Linked DNA regions of Homo sapiens: region 1 is linked to region 2. The links are chromatin loops, found by intact Hi-C in ENCODE. Cell type or tissue: PC-3. All regions are shown on one strand. Links, peaks and the distances in the headings refer to the core of each region. The heading gives the core; the rest is flanking DNA. Region 1 has its middle 48 kb from the start of GREB1L. Region 2 overlaps GREB1L (GREB1 like retinoic acid receptor coactivator).

Evidence for each region. Hi-C counts contacts between places; a loop is a spot of excess contacts. Peaks named below come from ENCODE experiments on the same cell type or tissue, not always from the same donor. Only the 100,000 strongest peaks of a DNase experiment are listed, where the experiment ranks them.
Region 1: it touches region 2 in a loop (6-fold over the local background); 3 of 110 quality-filtered maps call a loop at or near these places.

Annotation. Positions count from the first base shown.
Region 1 is chr18:21,189,781-21,198,891 of GRCh38, reverse strand. No RefSeq gene overlaps it. Among named protein-coding and RNA genes, the nearest start is that of GREB1L, 48 kb to the left of the region's middle. In PC-3, for the core only: CTCF peaks have their summits at 3,346, 3,556 (motif pointing left) and 6,696 (motif pointing right); DNase peaks (open chromatin) are centred at 3,771 and 6,701.
Region 2 is chr18:21,325,203-21,334,313 of GRCh38, reverse strand. The region is part of intron 1 of GREB1L (GREB1 like retinoic acid receptor coactivator); the gene reads right to left. Among named protein-coding and RNA genes, the nearest start is that of GREB1L-DT, 87 kb to the right of the region's middle. In PC-3, for the core only: no CTCF peak of the experiment used is centred there; DNase peaks (open chromatin) are centred at 3,693 and 6,983; H3K4me3 peaks cover 1,168 bases; H3K27ac peaks cover 5,758 bases.

The DNA of each region.
Region 1 (9,111 bases), core at 398-8,397, 140 kb after region 2:
TAAAAAAATACAAAAAATTAGCTGGGCGTGGTGACGCGCGCCTGTAGTCCCAACTACACAGGAGGCTGTGGCAGGAGAATTGCTTGAACCCGGGAGACGGAGGTTGCAGTGAGCCAAGATGGCGCCACTGCACTCCAGCCTGGTAACACAGTGAGACTCCGTCTCAAAATAATAATAATAATAATAATAGTTACAGTCTATGACTAGCCTGATCATAAATCAGTGCAGCACCTCTCTGGGTCTTAACAGATGCTCCACTTATTTCGCTTATAGTCATCTCTCCTTTAGCACTCAGTCTATGTTGGTGTCCCAAGGTGCTGCTCCTAAGGCACATCCATCAGCCTAAACTTTCATCATTTTCCCTGGTAGTGTGAGCAGAGGACTACTAGCACTTGAGGGTTTTTTAGGCTCTTAGAAATCTACAGGACTCTTATCTACTTCACAACAAAATCAAATGCCATGCAAGATTGTGGCTTTTATATCAACCATCATGGCCGCAAAACATAGATAATAGATATAGATAATCTCTATATATAATTGTGTGGACTTTTACATATACTATATATAGATAGTAGTTTGGATTTTTTTTTATTATTACTAAAAGTGGTACCTAATTTCTCCGGTTAATTTTGAGAAATGTTTTATGAGTCTGAGGATGCAATTTTAAAGACAATCGAGCAAGTGCTTTCTAAAATTGTCCACTTGGCTCAGATGAGTCTCCATGTTTGAGTGCATTTTAGACTAGTTCATTGAACATGATAGAAAATGTCAAGGATTCAAAATCTCCCAAACACTTGAAGTTTGTAAGTTATTCTTGTGAGTATCCACTTGAGAACATTTGCAGGGAAGAGCAAGCATCAAAGGAATTGTAGTTTGGTTAAAAACAAATAAAGAAACAGATTGAGTCCAGAAAGAACTGGGGCTTGAGCCCTGCAGTGTCACATACTGGTTATGTGGGTTTGGGTAGTTTCTTAACATCACTGACCTCAGTTTCCTCAGCTGTAAAACAAGAGAGCAACACCTACTTGATAGGGTTGATGTGAAGACTAAATAAGTTAAATGGGAAAGCACAGAAAGTGCTCAGCTCAGCCACTGACACATAAAATATATTCAATAAATGGTAACCAATGTTATTAAAAATATATTAAGGAAGCAATATCTAAGGCATGACTCCTATTTATAATGTTGGCTACCGTAATCTGGACAGTTGTTCCCTATCTCTTCTGTCCAATCTTGGAAAAAATATTTTTGGAATAAGAAATGAAAAAATTTTTAATAGTTTTACACAAACTATATTAGAAAACAAATTAACTTGAATTTAGAAGCAATAACTTCTGTGCCTTAAAAAGGGTGCCTAAATATTATTTTCAGATAGTTATATGTGTTTATAATGTTCCTCCCCTGTGGTAAACTGAGGATGGAGGAATAAATTGAATCAAAATACATGGTGAAAAATAACTGGATTCAGAAGACCCTGAGAGACAAAAAAAAAAAAAAAAAAAAAGAAGCAGATGATAGGAACACTTCATTCCAATCCCTTAAAATGTGATTCTCAGTTTCTCTGTTAGATCCAATGACAAAAGAAGCATATTATCTAGGCTCAGGCTGGCTGGAGATTGATCTGCTGAATGGAGCTAAAAACAAATTTCCAAGAAAATTTAATAGATTGACCTTCCCTATACCATACCAATAAATTTTATGGGAGAAATTACCCCTCTTTAATGAAAGGAATAAGATGTTGCTCCATTTCTAACTTAATCCGTGTAAATCACCCGGGAAGGGTAGGCTTGTCCAGTAAATGTTCTCCAATAAAATGAATTGCAAAGAGGCTAGACTATTTAATAACAAGATGAAATTTTCAGTTATTTGAGGAAGCTGCATTCACTATATAACAAAAAGCGTTATTACCACAGGAGAAATACTTTCAAGATTCACTGTTCTTTCACTAATATAAATAACTCCTTTTGGGCAGTTCGGATTATTTAGAATCCAATAGAAAAAGAACATTGCTGGTAATATCTGCTGTAATAGAAAGCAATATCAAATCCTCTTTTCTGGAAGCATAGGATTGTGATGGCTAGACAATGTTCCTACAATTCGTTGCTTAAACTGTTTCATGGTTCTTTTTACTATATGAACTTTCTTAGATTAGTTCAAATTTGAGGAGTTTTTACCTGAAGTTGTTCCTTAAGGGTTCTATGTAAAATAGATTTAGAATGGAGTTGGCCTCTTTCCCAGAGCTGAGGGCTTATAGTGGCTTGGGCAGCTTGGGCAAAGAGACCATTAAGAAAATTCTTGTGGTAGGAGAGAGGCAGTGGCTTGGACCAAGGTGGTGCCAGTGGAGATAAGAGTAGTGGACAGATTATATATATATACACACATTTATATATATTTATATATATATATTTATATATTTGTATATATATATTTTATTTTTATTTTTATTTTTTTTTTGAGACAGAGTCTCGCTCTGTCTCCCAGGCTGGAGTGCAGTGGTGCGATCTTGGCTCACTGCAACTTCTGCCTCCTGGGCTCAAGTAATTCTCCTGCCTCAGCTTCCCGAGTAGCTGAGATTACAGGCACCCACCACCACGCCCAGCTAATTTTTGTATTTTTATTAGAGACGGGGTTTCACCATGTTGGCCAGGCTGGTCTCGAACTCCTGACCTCGTGATCTGCCTGCCTCGGCCTCCCAAAGTGCTGGGATTACAAGCATGAGCCACTGCGCCCGACCTAGAGATATATTTTGAAGGAAGAACCAGTAGATTTATTTGCTAATGATTTGGTTATAGATTATGAAGGGAAGGGAAAAATTAGGAATACCACAAAGTTTGAGGCTATAATAATTGAATGGGAGTGGAGCCATTTACAGAGCTGGTAAACTGGGAGAGTGTTAGATTTGAGAAGGAAGATAAAAGGTAACATGATATGAGTCTTCTGTGTATAAGAAACATCTAAAAAAATTAAAATAATTAAAGCACTATCAAGCCTTTGCTTTTGAAAACATGTTCTAAATTTTTTTCCATGATATAGTATTGTTTTGGTGTAATCTTCAGACCTCTTTTAAACTATTTAACACTTTGATAGCTCTACAGATAATCATAATAGATCATAAAATATTTACTACTCATTTGTATTGCAAAGGGTTAGTTTATCTTTTATGAAGATTAAAAGACAAATTTTTCAGCCCTCTCTCCAAGTTCCATTATTTTACCCCCCAAAACACAATTAATTACATGCTTTTGAAAATCAATATATTTGTTTCAATAGCAGTACTAACTGGGATGGCAGGGCTAAGCCAATTTATTTAATGGAGTAGTTTTTGTTTTGGGATTGAGTGATTCCTTGTTGAACCTGCATACATATAAAGACTTGGTTTCATTAAAACAAACAACAAACAAACAACTTCAGGACAGAAATGCTTTTATTTTTAACTCTGAGATTTAACCAGGAAAACGACAATTTTAAAAGCTGAGTTTAGACGTAGAATTAATAGCAACTCATTTGCTCAAACAAAAGATAAGAGTGCCATCTAGTGTTCATTAGGAGTATCTGTAACTTGGACTACTATTTTCTCAATTACAGCAGAAAAACAAATGAGGGGAGACAAAGGAAAAAGACCACTGTGATAGCCACAGCAATTGAAAATAGGGACATGATTCCTGAGAGCTCAGAGAGGGGCACCAGATCTGAATTTAGAAATTAAGAAGTTGCATCATGAAGTAGCTACCTCCTGAGCTGATAAAGGAGGAACAGTCACAGGTGACAAGGGCAGGAAGAGCACTGATGTCTAAGACATGAGTCAAGGTGGGAAATCAAAGAACAACATAATTTTGTGGGCAAGTTTAACTGCTTGAGATAAAGCAGTGGAAAGTGAGTGCCTGGAAGGAAGGCTAGAGACGGGAGCAAAGCTGAGATCAAAGAGAGTTTGTATTTTCTATGCAATGGGAAGCCACTCAAGAGACAGCCTTTCATGGTGGCCCACCCCTGTAGTACTAGCTACTCGGAAGGCTGAGGCAGGAGGATGGCTTGAGCCCAGAAGCTTGAGGCTGCAGTAAGCTATGGTCATGTCACTGCACTTCAGCTTGGGTGACAGAGCAAGACCCTGTCTCTAAAAAAAAAAATAAAGATAAAGATAGAAAACAGAGAAACAGCCTTGCAATTCAGATACAACCCTGGCACCATATGGGGGATGTATTAGGGTGGGAATTGAGACTAAAATTATGATGTAATTATAGTAGATGATGGTAGTAGTAAGCAGGAAAAAAGGATGACTCAAATAATTGGAAGAAAAGATAAATAATTAGGTTTGATGGCTGGATGTCATCTTTTAGAGTTCAGATAGATTATATTTTTATCAATTAACATTTTAAAATTCTATTTAAAAGAGTAAAGTTAGTGGGAAAGATGATTAATTTCATGTTGACAAGTTAACCTTGAGCTGCATGGGAAATAGTGATGTGTTGATGCTAACAGGCAATTGAATATCTGGTTCTTAAAGCTTTGAGGAGAAGGTTAAGTAGAAGATATAAATTCATTTTCATCAGCACAGTGGTGGTTGCTGAAACAATGTGAACAAGATCACTCAGGAAATATATATAGTATAAAATAAGAGCCTGGATAGAAAAGACATTACTAATGCTTAGTTTAAAAGAATGATTTGAATTTGGATATGTTCAGAATATATTAGAAAGAAAGGAGATAATTTCTTTAATCTCAAATTATAATTCACTGATGAGGATCAGTGTTTCAGAAGTTCCCTGTTGAGGTCTATCTATACAAATATTCAATGAATACATTTTCTATTTATGAACTATATTAATCAGGACCCTTTCAGCAAAGGATAGGAGCTAAAGTTGCAAAATAGTTCGAAGAGTTGCTCATATCCTTCATCCAGCTTCCCCTAATGTTAACTGACATATTATATAATTTTAGTACAATAACTTGACAATTTTTTATCCCAGAAAAGATGGTATCCTTTCTAAAACATTGTGACATAAATTCCTGGTCAATTAAGATGAGATGTGACTATTATATTCAATAGTATTTCCTTAGAATTAAAGAACAAATTTAAATCTGGAAGTTCTTAAAGTCAAGGACATTTGACATCTTTGCTCTTTTCCAGTTGTATTTTAGATAAAACGTTTGCTTGTCTAGATAATAAATTGGGCTGTTTTTCCTCCCCTAGAGTACTGATGAAAAGTACCACAATAATTATTGAATAATATATGGGAAATGTCAACAGAGAAATGGAAACTATAAAAAAAGAGCCAAACGGATATTCAACAACTGAAAAGTACAATTTCTGAAATAAAAACATTCACTGGCTGGGCTTAATAGTGATTGGGGATGGCAGAAGAAAGGGTCAGTGTGTTAATCTGAGTTTTCTGAGAAGTAGACACCAAGAAGAAACCAAACATGCAAGGATTTCTTTTTATTGCAATAGTTTTTGGGGAACAGGTGGTTTTCTTGTTACATGGATAAGTTCTATAGTGGTAATTTCTGAGATTTTGGTGCACCTGTCACCCAAGCACATACGCTGTACCAATGTACAGTCTTTTATCCCTCACCCCCTCTCTCCCTTCTTACCAAGCCTCCAAAGTCCATTATATAATTCTTATGCATTTGTGTCCTCATAGTTTAGCTCCTACTTATAAGTGAGAACATACAATATTTGTTTTTCCGTTCCTGAGTTACTTCACTTAGAATAATGGTCTCCAAATAATGGTCTCCAACTCCATCCAGGTTGCTGCAAATGTCATTATTTTATTCCTTTTTACGGCTGAGTAGTACTTCACAGTGTATATATACCACATTTTATCCACTTGTTGGTTGATGGACACTTAGGCTGGTTCCATATTTTTGCAATTGCGAATTGTGCTGCTATAAACATGCATCTGCAAGTGTCTTTTTCATATAATGACTTCTTTTCCTCTGGATAGGTACCCAGTAGTGGGATTGCTGGATCAAATGGTAATTCTTTTTTTTTTTTTTCAACAGAGTCTCACTCTGTCATCCAGGCTGAAGTGCAGTGGCATGATCTAGGCTCACTGCAACCTCTGCCCTCTGGGTTCCAGCAATTGTCCTACCTCAGCCTCCCAAGTAGCTACAACTTGTAGAAACTACAAGTGCCCACAACCACACCTGGCTAATTTTTGTATTTTTAGTAGAGACGGGGTTTCACCATGTTGGCCAGGCTGGACTCGAACTCCTGATCTCAAGTGATCTACCTGCCTTGGCCTCCCAAAGTGCTGGGACTACAGGTGTGAGCTACCGCGCCCGGCCTGGATCAAATGGTAGATCTACTTTTAGTTCTTTAAGGAATCTCCATACTGTTTTCCATGATGGTTGTGCTAGTTTATATTCCCACCAGCAGTGTAAAAGTGTTCCCTTTTCACCACATCCATACCAACATTTTTTTTTTTATTTTTAATTATGGCCGTTCTTGCAGGAGTAAGGTGGTGTCTCATTGTGGTTTTAATTTGCCTCTCCCTGATAATTAGTGATGTTGAGCATTTTTTCATATCAAAACTGCAAGGATTTTATTAGTGGAAACACTTGCGAGAGAAAATGGAGACAGAGCTGGAGAAGATTGGGACAACCATCAGATTGTAACGCAAGTCTGACCCCAAGTGAAGAGAGGTTTGGAAAGACAACGGAGAGTCCTTGAGTCAAAGCCAGCCAGCAGAGGGCTCCAGTGTCTCCCAGGAGCAGGCTTCCCTTAGCTCCCTGCCACCGTCATTCATGTCAAGCATACTCCAGATGCAAATGCAGCAATAGATTTCAGAGCACAGTAGCTATGGCCTGTGAGCAATTATAGTCCCTGAAACTGGAGATCTGAGAGGTATATTCTTGTGGCTGCTGCCATTGACCACTTCTGCTCCACAAAGTCATGTTTCTACATAAGTGCGAGGAGCAACTCCTTTATAGCTCCTGCCAGCCTTTCTTCCTGAGGGGAAACTCAGAAGAGAGAAGTTAGTGTGATAGACAATAGCCCCTGTTACCATAGTTGCTCTCGGGGGCCACAGTTGGAACTCATCCTATCCCTCCTCTTCATCCCATCTGACTGGATCACAGATTTGTCCACCAGTCCTCTGTCCTTCACATAACAATCCTGCCTTGGTTGAGCATTCAAATGTCTTCGGAGCTCTACAACTCTAACAATGAGGTCTTTAGCCTGTCACTCAGCTGGGCCTACCATTCCTCTGTAGAAATAAGGGCTTCTTTGTAAGCTCTCACTGAAGATCTGTGGCTTGTCTCTAAATTTTTGCTAATAGTCGTCAATCCCTCATTATCCTTCTGCAGAATGTCAATGCAATTTAGCAATAACCAGCCAACTCCACTGACTTTGTAGGTATTGTTTCCCCATATTTTTCAAAAGTCTCTGTTTTTTTGTTTGTTTGTTTGAGATGGAGTCTCACTCACGCCCAACCTGGAGTGAAGTGGCCCTATCTCAGCTCACTGAAAGCTCCGCTTTTCGGGTTCAAGTGATTCTTCTGCCTCAGCCTCCTGAGTAGCTGGGATTGCAGGTGTGCGCCACCATGCCTGGCTAATTTTTGTATTTTTAGTAGAGATGGGGTTTCACCATATTGGCCAGCCTGGTCTTGAACTCATGGCCTCAAGCGATCCACCTGCCTTGGCCTCCCAAAGTGCTGGGATTACAGGCGTGACCCACTGTGCCTGGCCTCAAAATCTCTGTTAACTTACTTTTTACAATATTGCTCTCCACTGATACAGTTTCTCAGTTCACCACCAGTGAAATATTCCACAATAGAGCTGCTGTCTTTTTCCAGGGGCTCTCTTTGCTCCACTTGCCAACAGAATAGCATCCTGTGTGCCTGCCAGGTAGTGGGTGAGTCAACCCCAGAGCCTCACCTCACTGCGTGTTTTGTCAATCCGCCCATGATTTAACTTATTTTATTCAGGTGTCCCTTCAGAGCAAATGCTAAGACTGGATTAAACATGAAAGGCTTTTATTCAGGGAAATTATCGTTATAGAAAATGAGGGGGAAGGGAACTGGGGAAGGCTGTGGGAACCTCCAAGTCTGTCCTGGAGTGAAGGGGAGAGGGAAGGAAGGTTAGGTGGAAGCTTCCTAGACTGTCTTGAAATCCAGGGAAAATTCAGCAAGGCCACTGGGGAGTACTTGAGCCAAAGTCAGCCATTAGAGGGGCCCTTAAACGTTTGCCATACTCAGTGTTTGAGTGGGTGCAGCCTGTGGGAAGTGCGTCCTCAGCACAAACATAGTGATGAATTTCAGAGCGTGGCAGCTCGGACCCTCAGTCAATTATGCTTCCCGTAGCTACAGGCTTGGTCATTCTCATGACCACTATAGTCCATGAACTTGGAGAAGGACCATTAGAAATTATGCATTTTGAAAATGAAGGGGAGCAAAGATGAACAATAATGAGCAGAGCCTCAGTGATGTGTGGGATATTTTAAATGATCTGTGTTAGTCTATTTTCACACTGCTCTACAGAACTTCCCGAAACTGGGTAATGTATAAAGGAAAGAGGTGTAATTGACTCACAGTTCTCCATGGCTAGGGGGGCCTCAGGAAACTTCCAATCATGGTGGAAGGTGAAGGGGAGGCAGGGACCTTCTTCACAAGGTGGCAGGAGAGAGAATGATGCAGGATGAACTGCCAAACACTTATAAAACCATCAGACTTGTGAGAACTCAGTATCAGAAGAACAGCATGGAGGAAACCGCCCCCATGATCCAATTACCTCTACCTGGTCTCTCCCTTGACATGTGGGGATTATGGGGATTATAATTCAAAATGAGATTTGGGTGCGGACACAAAGCCTGACTAACATAAGTATAAGTATAAGTTGTCTAACATAAGTATAATTTCAGTCCCAGAATGAGAAGGGAAAGAGAATGGAACAAAAAAAGAGCTGAAGAAAAAAATAATTGAAATTCCCCCAAATTTGGTGGAAATAATCTACTTACATATCAAGAAGCTCAACAAATGCCAGCAAGATAAGTACAAGAAAATCATAACTGGACACATCGTAGTGCAACTACCAAAAACTGAAGTAAAGAGATTATATTGAAAGTAGCTGGAGAATGACATTACATAAAGAAAAACAGTGACATAAGTGATGGAT
Region 2 (9,111 bases), core at 385-8,384:
TTCTAAATTTTGAACCTAAATCTATTTACCCAGGTACTGATACCAAGTGGAATTAAAACAAGACTCACTCACTTCGTCATGGCTACAAACTCTTACAAAAATCTGAATCGGACCCTACAATTACTATAGTTACTGCAAAACTTACTAACATTAGCTAATATTTAACGCACATTTTAATGATTTTGTCTTGAGGAATGTAATAGTTCATTTTTATTTAAAACCAAGGTTTGACTACCATTTCACAATAGCAATGTTGGGGCCCTAGGAAAGGTAGGGAAGAAGTATCTAAAGTGGTACAGTCACTAGAAATGTAATTTTTTTTTTTTTTTAGGCAAGATCTTCGTCAGTCGGTCACCAAGGCTGGAGTACAATGGCACAACCATGACTCACTGCAGCCTCAACCTCCCAGACTCAAGCAATCCTCCCACCTTAGTCTCCCAAGTAGCTGGGACTACAGGTACATGCCATTACTTTGAGCTAATTTTTAAATTTTTTGTAGAGATGGGGTCTTGCTGTGTGGCCCAGGCTGCTTTTGAACTCCTGGCCTCAAGCAATCCTCTCACCTCAGCCTCCCAAAGTGTTGGGATTACAGGGGTGAGCCACCAAACCCAGACTAGAATTCTTTTTTTTTTTTTTTTGAGACAGAGTTTTACTCTTGTCCCCCAGGTTGGAGTACAATGGCATGATTTCGGCTCACCACAACCTCCACCTCCTGGGTTCAAGCGATTCTCCTGCCTTAGCCTCCCAAGTAGCTGGGATTACAGGCACCTGCCACCACACCCAGCTAATTTTTGTATTTTTAGTAGAGACAGGGTTTCACCATGTTGGCCAGGCTGGTCTCAAACTCCCAACCTCAGGTGATCCGTCTGCCTTGGCCTCCCAAAGTGCTGAGATTACAGGCATGAGCCACCATGCCCGGCCTTAGAAATCTATTCTTAAGGCTCTGATATAAAACTATTACCCTGATGATATAATCACAGAGTAACTAAGATAATACATTATACATAACATAAATATTGTATCACTATCACTATACAATTAATAGTTAATAAATGAACCCAGTTATAATAAATGAACCCAGTGCATGCGAGTGTGTATATGTGCATGTATAGTAATACATCCTTCCAGGCACCAGACTTCTGGGAAACCTCTACTACCTAGCCTAGAACCAGTTAGATACCCAGAAATAAGAGAGACCGTATGTGCGCGCGCGCGCGCGCGTGTGTGTGTATTAACATAGGGTCTCTGTCACCCAGGCTGAAGTGCAGTGGTGTAATCATGGCTCACTGCAGTCAGCCTCAACCTCCTGGGCTTAAGTGATCCTCCTACTTCAGCCACCTAAGCAGGTGGGACTACAGGTATATGTCATCACACCCAGCTAATTATCTAACTTTTTGTAGAGACAGGGTCTCACTATGTTGCCCAGGCTGGTCTCGAACTCCTGGGCTCAAGTGATTCTACCATCTCAGCCTTCCAAAGTGCTGGGATTACAGGTGTTGAGCCACTTCACCTGGCCAAAAATAAATTTTTACAGTGGTAGGCCAGGTGTGGTGGCTCACGCCTGTAATCTCAACACTTTGGGAGGGTGAGGCAGGTAGATCACTTGAGGTCAGGAGTTCAAGATCAGCCTGGGCAACATGGTGAAAACCCACCTCTACTAAAAATATAAAAATTAGCTGGGCATGGTGATAGGCACCTGTAATCTCAGCTACTTGAGAGGCTGAGACTGGAGAATCGCTTAAACCCAGGAAGTGGAGATGGCAGTGAGCCAAGATTGTGCTACTGCACTATAGCCTGGGCAACAGAGCCAGACTCCATCTCAAAAGAAAAAAAAATTTTTTTTTTTTTAGAGTGGAATAAGAAAATAAACGGAACTGGTTTGTTTTGTAGGTACAGGCTTACCCTCAGGTATAAAGCAAAATAGCCATTTACCAGCAACATGATAAATACATTCTAGGGAGAAGAGATAACATAACTTACCTGAAAGAAAGAGACTCCATTTGTATAAAAAGTGACAGTAGAAATAAAAATGCGGCTGCTCAGGCCACTTAGCATAGAGGCAAATAACCCTACACCATGCTTCAACAGTCCCTGAGGATGACAATGTATTTCAATGTAGTACAACAGCAGATCTTCATATTTATGACCCTGGGTCAGTTAATGTGCATTATTTAAAAGCCAGAGTATTAACTAATGAATTTTAGGAAGATTTTTCATTGAAATCTTTTTTGTTGTTGTTGTTTAAGTTTTGAAGTTTCAGTTATCTGGAAAATAAAGTTACTTGGAACAACTTTACTATTCTTATGTTCCATGAAATATATTGAGTCTCTAACTTTCAAAGGTTTTTCAGAATACCAATTTGTTTTGTTCAGAGTGACTGTGAAGAATGTAAATACCTTAAATATTATCACTATTTACAACTAAATTAAATCATACAATTAAGTGAATTTTTTAAAGATACCTTTTCAGATTATAGAATTCATTGCCTTGTTAAAAACTGTGTTTATTAATCTTCTGTACAATTTTTGGTTGTACTGCCCGTATCTCCTCTGCCATATCACTACAAGAAACTGTTCCTGGTTTGTAATAAGTTATCACCTACATTATTATGTCATTGTTAAAGCTGATATACAAACTCAGGTATTAAGGTTTCTGAAGATCTGCATGAGGAACAGGAGGAGGAATTTCTTGAAACAGAAATTCCAGATTCATTCATTACTCCTTGAATGTCATGGATGTAATCCAGGGGTCTCCAAGAATTCTTAGAAGACAACAGAATAAGAAGATTTTAGAGCAGCTGAAATCTTTAACTCTCTTTCTTTGAAAATCTTCTGTCACAAGTCAGAAGGATAATGTCTCTTTTTACCCAATGAGAAAGCTGTTCTCACACGAGCATAATTAATCTTCTGACACCATGACAAAGAAATTCCTTAAAGGGATTTCTCCGATTTCCTCTCAAGACAGAAGATTGTCTTTATCCATCATCTGTTCTTCCTGATCCCTTCTTTTTGAATATCCACATCAGCAGAATTGTCCATCAGAGGAGACAGCAGGAGGGAAATCTCTGCATGATTGATAGGGCCCCAATGCTCTGCATGCCTATTTAAGTGCAAGCATCTATTGTTGCAAACTTACTTTACAGCAGTTAAACAAATATAATAGTCACCAATTCAACCATTGTGTAGCTCAGACTTGACTAAAACTAGTAAGTGAAGTTTGCTAATGACAAGGCACTGATTTTGAAGCCAGAAAAAAACTCCGCAGATGAAATAGCCTGATGTTGATTTATAAAAAAGAAATTCTCAAAACTATGGAACAGTATATGTATATTAGAAAGTGTTATAACCTATACTGTATGCAGATGGACATTTCCATTAAAGAGCAAGAAAAAGCCAATACTTATATAATGTTGTGATTTTTAAAAATTCTAACAGTCACTCAGTGCTTTTTACCTCCATTAATGCTATCTAGGTCGGGAGGAAGTGGGGAGTTGGGATGGCATATGTTATCATCCAAAAAAAAATTAGGTATGTCAAGGAAGCAAGTTTGCTTCTGACACTCCCTTAAAATTTTTTTTTTCAGACTCATTCTAGTAAAGTTTTTTCAAAGAGAGACTTAGGTATGTCTGTGTGTTCTTACCCCCCTCAGTGGAAGAAAACCAAAGGCCATTTGAGACTTCCTGTGAGTACTTGCCACTTCCATGGGTGGGACTAATGAGTCAGAGCAGTATAGGTCAGTTTCAAGTGGAGGAGCAAAACATGCAGGGCAAAGGTCCAATCCACAGAAAATGCAAGCTGGGCTCTACATTCAAAGCAATCAACACGAAATGGAAACGGATCTAGAGATTTCTAAGTGGTGGTAAGAGCGCACCCAGTATCAACAGCAGAGGTTACAGCATGCTCTGTGTTCTTTACAGATGCTGCCAAGAGAGGCCACTTAAGGCCAGACACTAGGACACACTGACACCATGCATTCTGTCTGTACCACAGTGACCTTGAATACTCAGTTCTGGACGCACCCTGTGAAAATATTTGTTTATCCTTCCCAATTTCCAAATAATGAGGCCAGCCCTCACGAGCCAGGGCTGCAGCTCGTTGGTGCTGCCCTTGGCATGGTTAGGACAGACTGCCACTGCCTGGCCCTACTCTGGGGCTTCTTCTCCAGCTGACCTGCCTGCCCAGCCAACAGAGCAATTGACAGCTGACCCATAGCCAGGACCCACATGTTCTATAAGAACTGGCTTAATTATGGTTTTTCTTCAGTTACAAAGTTAAATGCAGGATTGATGACCCCTTTGAAGACCTAGGGAAAAAGTTATATCCAAGATAAAGACCCCCCCCCCCCAAAAAAAAAACCATTGTGGGTAAAGAGGAGTGCCAAGAAATTGGAATGTAGGATATACTCCAGAATTTGAATACAGAGAATCTGGAAATCAAGAAAGAGTGAGTTGGTAGTGAAAGTAACACAGGAGAGGGGGCTAGATGGGAAATGCATGCAGCAGCCCAGAGGGAACTCTAAAGTGTTCCCTCAGCAGCAGAGGACCAGAAATTAACAGGATTGTGAGGGTTGTTTTGGGGAAGGGGGACCAATCCTCATTGTTTTTGTTTACCTATTTTGCATCATAAGGCATCTCGTCAAGGAGACCAATAAACATTTACTAATGGTTAGAATGAAACTTGAGCAATAGGCTACTAATGCTGCTCAAAGCCAGGTGCGTAAGACCCAGGAAAAGGTCTGGAAAGTCTTCCTTGGACACTCTGGGTGGAAAAGCAATCAAGTCCTTGAGATTAAGTCCAAGTTCAAAAGGAGTATCTTTTTGCCCACAATTATCCTTGGAGTTAAATCATTCATGAGAAAAAAAAATACCAGTGCTCACAAAAAAACTCAAGGAAAAGCAAACATTTCATTATTTTGCCCTTCAGAGATCTTTGTAAGACAAGGGTCAATTGTAATATGGTCCATTACAATTTTTTTTTTTTTTTTTTTTTTTAGACAGAGTCTCACTCTGTCGCCCAGGCTGGAGTGCAGTGGCCTGATCTCTAATCACTGCAACCTCCACCTCCCAGGCTTAAGCCATTCTCGTGCCTCAGCCTCCCAACTGGTTGGGATTACAGGGACACACCACTATGCCTGGCTAATTTTCGTATTTTCAGTAGAGATGGGGGTGGCACCATATTGGCCAGGCTGGTCTCAAACTCCCAGCCTCAAGCAATCTGCCTGCCTTGGTCGCTCAAAGGGCTGGGATTACAAGGTGTGAGCCACTGTGCCTGGCCTCCATTACAATATTTTAAGTCTAATTGTGCTTACAGCAGTGACTCTGGATTAAGACATATGCTGACTGGATCCCAGCTCCCCCACATTTCAAGGGTGTGTGTGACTCAGTCTCTCTTTGCTTCAGTTAACTCATCTGTAAAGTGGGGATAATAATAATGGTGACTACCATTCACAAGGTGGTTTTAACAATTAAATACAAATCCTGACATTTGGCAAACAGTACATAATAACTGATTACTATCATTTCCTGTTTTCCCCTTTCCCCCTGATTCATACAACCCCCTAAGTGGACACACCCAGTTCTATGTCTGGGAGTTCATCTTGAGACACATACACACACATGCACACATATTCACATATGCACGTACACACACACACATGCACGTATCAGATGCATCAGCCTTCAGTGCTAAGAAAGGAGCAGGTCCAACAGATTAAGCCAAATAGACCCCCCTGAGCAAGTGAGAGAATAGAATGAAGAAGTTAGGCAGAACAAGCAAAGAAGATCAGGGCAGGCCAGGGTGACATGAGGGCTGGACACAATTTCTCAGGACTCCATTTGAACTACTGCAGACTTTCTGTGCCTAATTCTGCTTCATGCAGCTCAGCTGGACCACTGGTCAGTTTCCTGGTTGTCTTGGCACTATTTTCAGGTTGGGGTCTTACTGGGATACACAAAGCATATCCTGTACTTGCTTTTATTTCACTCGATTCAATGCATTGGGACAGATGCTGAGGATACACACATGAACAAGACTACACTATCCAGAAGTTCACAGCTCAGACAATTCCATCCAGTGTGATTAGGGCTCTCATAGAGGAGCACACACAGTGCTTAAACATCCTGGGGAACGGGGGGGGGCAATGGCACTGAATCAGGACTTCAAAGATGACCAGGAGTTCATGACAGAGAAAGGTTGAAGCTGAAGACATTCTTCATAAAGAAACAGGCAGAAGTAGGTGTAGCTTTATGTGGGTCCTGAAGTTAGGCTAGAGAGTGGAGCTAGGTTAAGAAAGGCTGGGGTTGGCCGGGCGCTGTGGCTCACGCCTGTAATCCCAGCACTTTGGGAGGCTGAGGCGGGCGGATCACGAGGTCAGGAGATCAAGACCATTCTGGCCAACATGGTGAAACCCCGTCTCTATTAAAAATACAAAAAAAATTAACCGGGCATGGTGGTAGGCACCTGTAGTCCCAGCTACTCGGGAGGCTGAGGCAGGAGAATGGCGTGAACCCGGGAGGCAGAGCTTGCAGTGAGCCGAGATCGCAGCCACTGCACTCCAGCCTGGGTAACAGAGTGAGACTCCGTGCCCCCCACCTCCCCACCCCACCAAAAAAAAGAAAAAAAAAGAAAGGTTGGGGCCTTCTTCTTTCTTCCTTTTTTTTTTTTTAACAGATAAAAGGGAGTCCTTGAAGACTGTACTCAAAAGAATGGTGTGATCAAATGTGCTTTTCAAAAAGATAATTCACAGGAGATAATTCAAAAAGATAATTCAAAGATAAAAATGGAAGAGTGGGAACAGGAAGAGGAACAGTCCAAAAGCAGGGAGCCCAGTAGGGAGATGACTACAATGGTCTAGATGAGAGATGAGGAGGGACTGGCAAGGAGAGTGGAGCTGAGATGTCGTTTATTTAAGGCTTACGTAGGATGCTGAGTCGACAGGGTTTAGTGACCCAACAGGTCTGGGACATGAGGAAGGGAGGGAAGCCTAGGATAACTGGGAAGTTTCTAGTTTGAGGACTTCAGCAAATGTCATCCCATTAATTTGGATGGGAGTGTTGCCCTTTGTATGTGTGTGAGTTGAATTTGCATCATGACATGCCTGAGGGCCTTTCTGTTTACCTTGTGTTACTAACACCTGGACTCCCCAGGAGGGAATTCAAGAACAGATTGGAACCTTAGGAAAATAACATTTTAAAATTTGTTTGTAGTAAGCTATCCTTTTACTTCTTTTCCGAAGGAATCCTATGACACACACTATTGATTGTAATTTTTAAGTTGCCCCAGAAATTCAAGGTTTCATGATTTATTTCATAAACTCAATGTCTCAATGGATTTTGTGGCTAGACCAATCTTTAAGCCTGATACAGCCAGGTGAAAAAAAACAACAACAAAAAAAGAAGAGCAGACATCTACCAAAAGGCTTCATGTGCCAAATGGGAAATGAGAGCAAGTTTAGGGAAAAAGGAGGAGGGAACAACAGGCTGGTTAATACTTCTATTTAACAGCTCGGGAAGTTTCTAAATGGGAAGAACTTGTTTAACGATGAGTTTAATAGAGATCCAGGTCAAAGAGAACTTTTCAGAAGGCAGTAGCAGTCTTATTCTCATGTTATTGTTTTACATGTATCTATTATATCAGATTAAAAATGATTTGTATTAACAATGAACTAAAGTGTTACAAATGTAAACAAAATTAACATGATGCTTTAGTGAAAAGCAACTTGGTTTATTCACTAAAAGACATGATCATCCAACAGGTTCACTTTTATAAAAAGAATATAAAATTACTGCTGAGAGTCGGGGAGGACTGTAGACAGGATGCCTGGAGCCCCAGCGACCGGCTATCGGTGTCTGTAGGAATGTTGGGGATCTAAAGACAGAAAAAGCCTGGGTCCCTGACACCATCTTGGACCTAGATTGCCTCCCTTGGGACTTCCTAAAAGAGAGAAATAAATTCTATTTTATTTAATCTACTATTTCTTAGCTCTTTGTTACTTATTGCCAAACCTAATCCTAACAAAATCAACTCCTTTTAACATTTTTTTCTATATGAACTTTTTTTTTGTTTTTGCATGTGTGTGTGTAATTTCTCGCAAAAACGTGGGTATCATATTATACACACTGTTCTTTTTTCCATGTATCAATTTATGATATTTTCATATGCTAAAAACAACTATGAACAAATCTTTGAAGACTGTTTGAATCCTACAGTATGAAAGTACCATCATTTATTAACCAATTCCCTGCTTGGGGACATTTGGTAAATAGTTTTATTTAGACTTTCCTAATTTATTATATACATTATGTAAAGTTTAGACACAATTTTAGTTTTTGAGCTTCCTCATGACACCAATCTCTTTGGTAGAAAAATCCCAAGTCTTATCTACTTCTGTCCAATTAGGCTAGGGAATTTGTCATAGAGATTATAAAGAGAATGTTTTTGCGCATGTGAACCCCGTAGTCTGGGACATGGGACTTTTTTTTTTTTTTTTTTTTTTTTTTTTTGAGACAAGGTCTTGCTCTGTCACCCAGGCTGGAGGGCAGTGGCATAATTCACGGCTCACTGCAGCCTCAACCTCTAGGCTCAACTGATCCTCCCACCTCAGCTCTCTGAGTAGCTGGGACTACAGGCATGCACCACCTCACCCGGCTAATTTTTTACTTTTTGTAGAGATGGGGTCTCCCTCTGTTGCCCAGGTTTGTCTCAAACTCCTGGGCCCAAGTGATCCTCTTGCCTCAGCCTCCCACAGCGCTGGGATTACGTATGTGAGCTACCGCAACAGGCCCTAGTTTATTATAATTTACTAAATGACATAAAAAAAATATATACCTGTACCTTCACAACAAGTCAGCATGACCATATTCTCTGCCATATAGTATTGAGCAGTGTGGCCATTATTTCATTCAGTTCAATTTCTGTTGGATTCGAGCATAGAAGAGATGTACAAGAAAAAATGTAGCAGATACTTGGTTATTTGTCTCCCAAAGGTGGAGAAGAATTGTAGATAATGCTGCTAATCTGGATCAACTTATTATAACTAACATTTTACCAAAAAGCTTCAGACTAGAAGGTTCATGTCCACAAAAACGCTCTCTTCATAATCTCTAAGACAAAT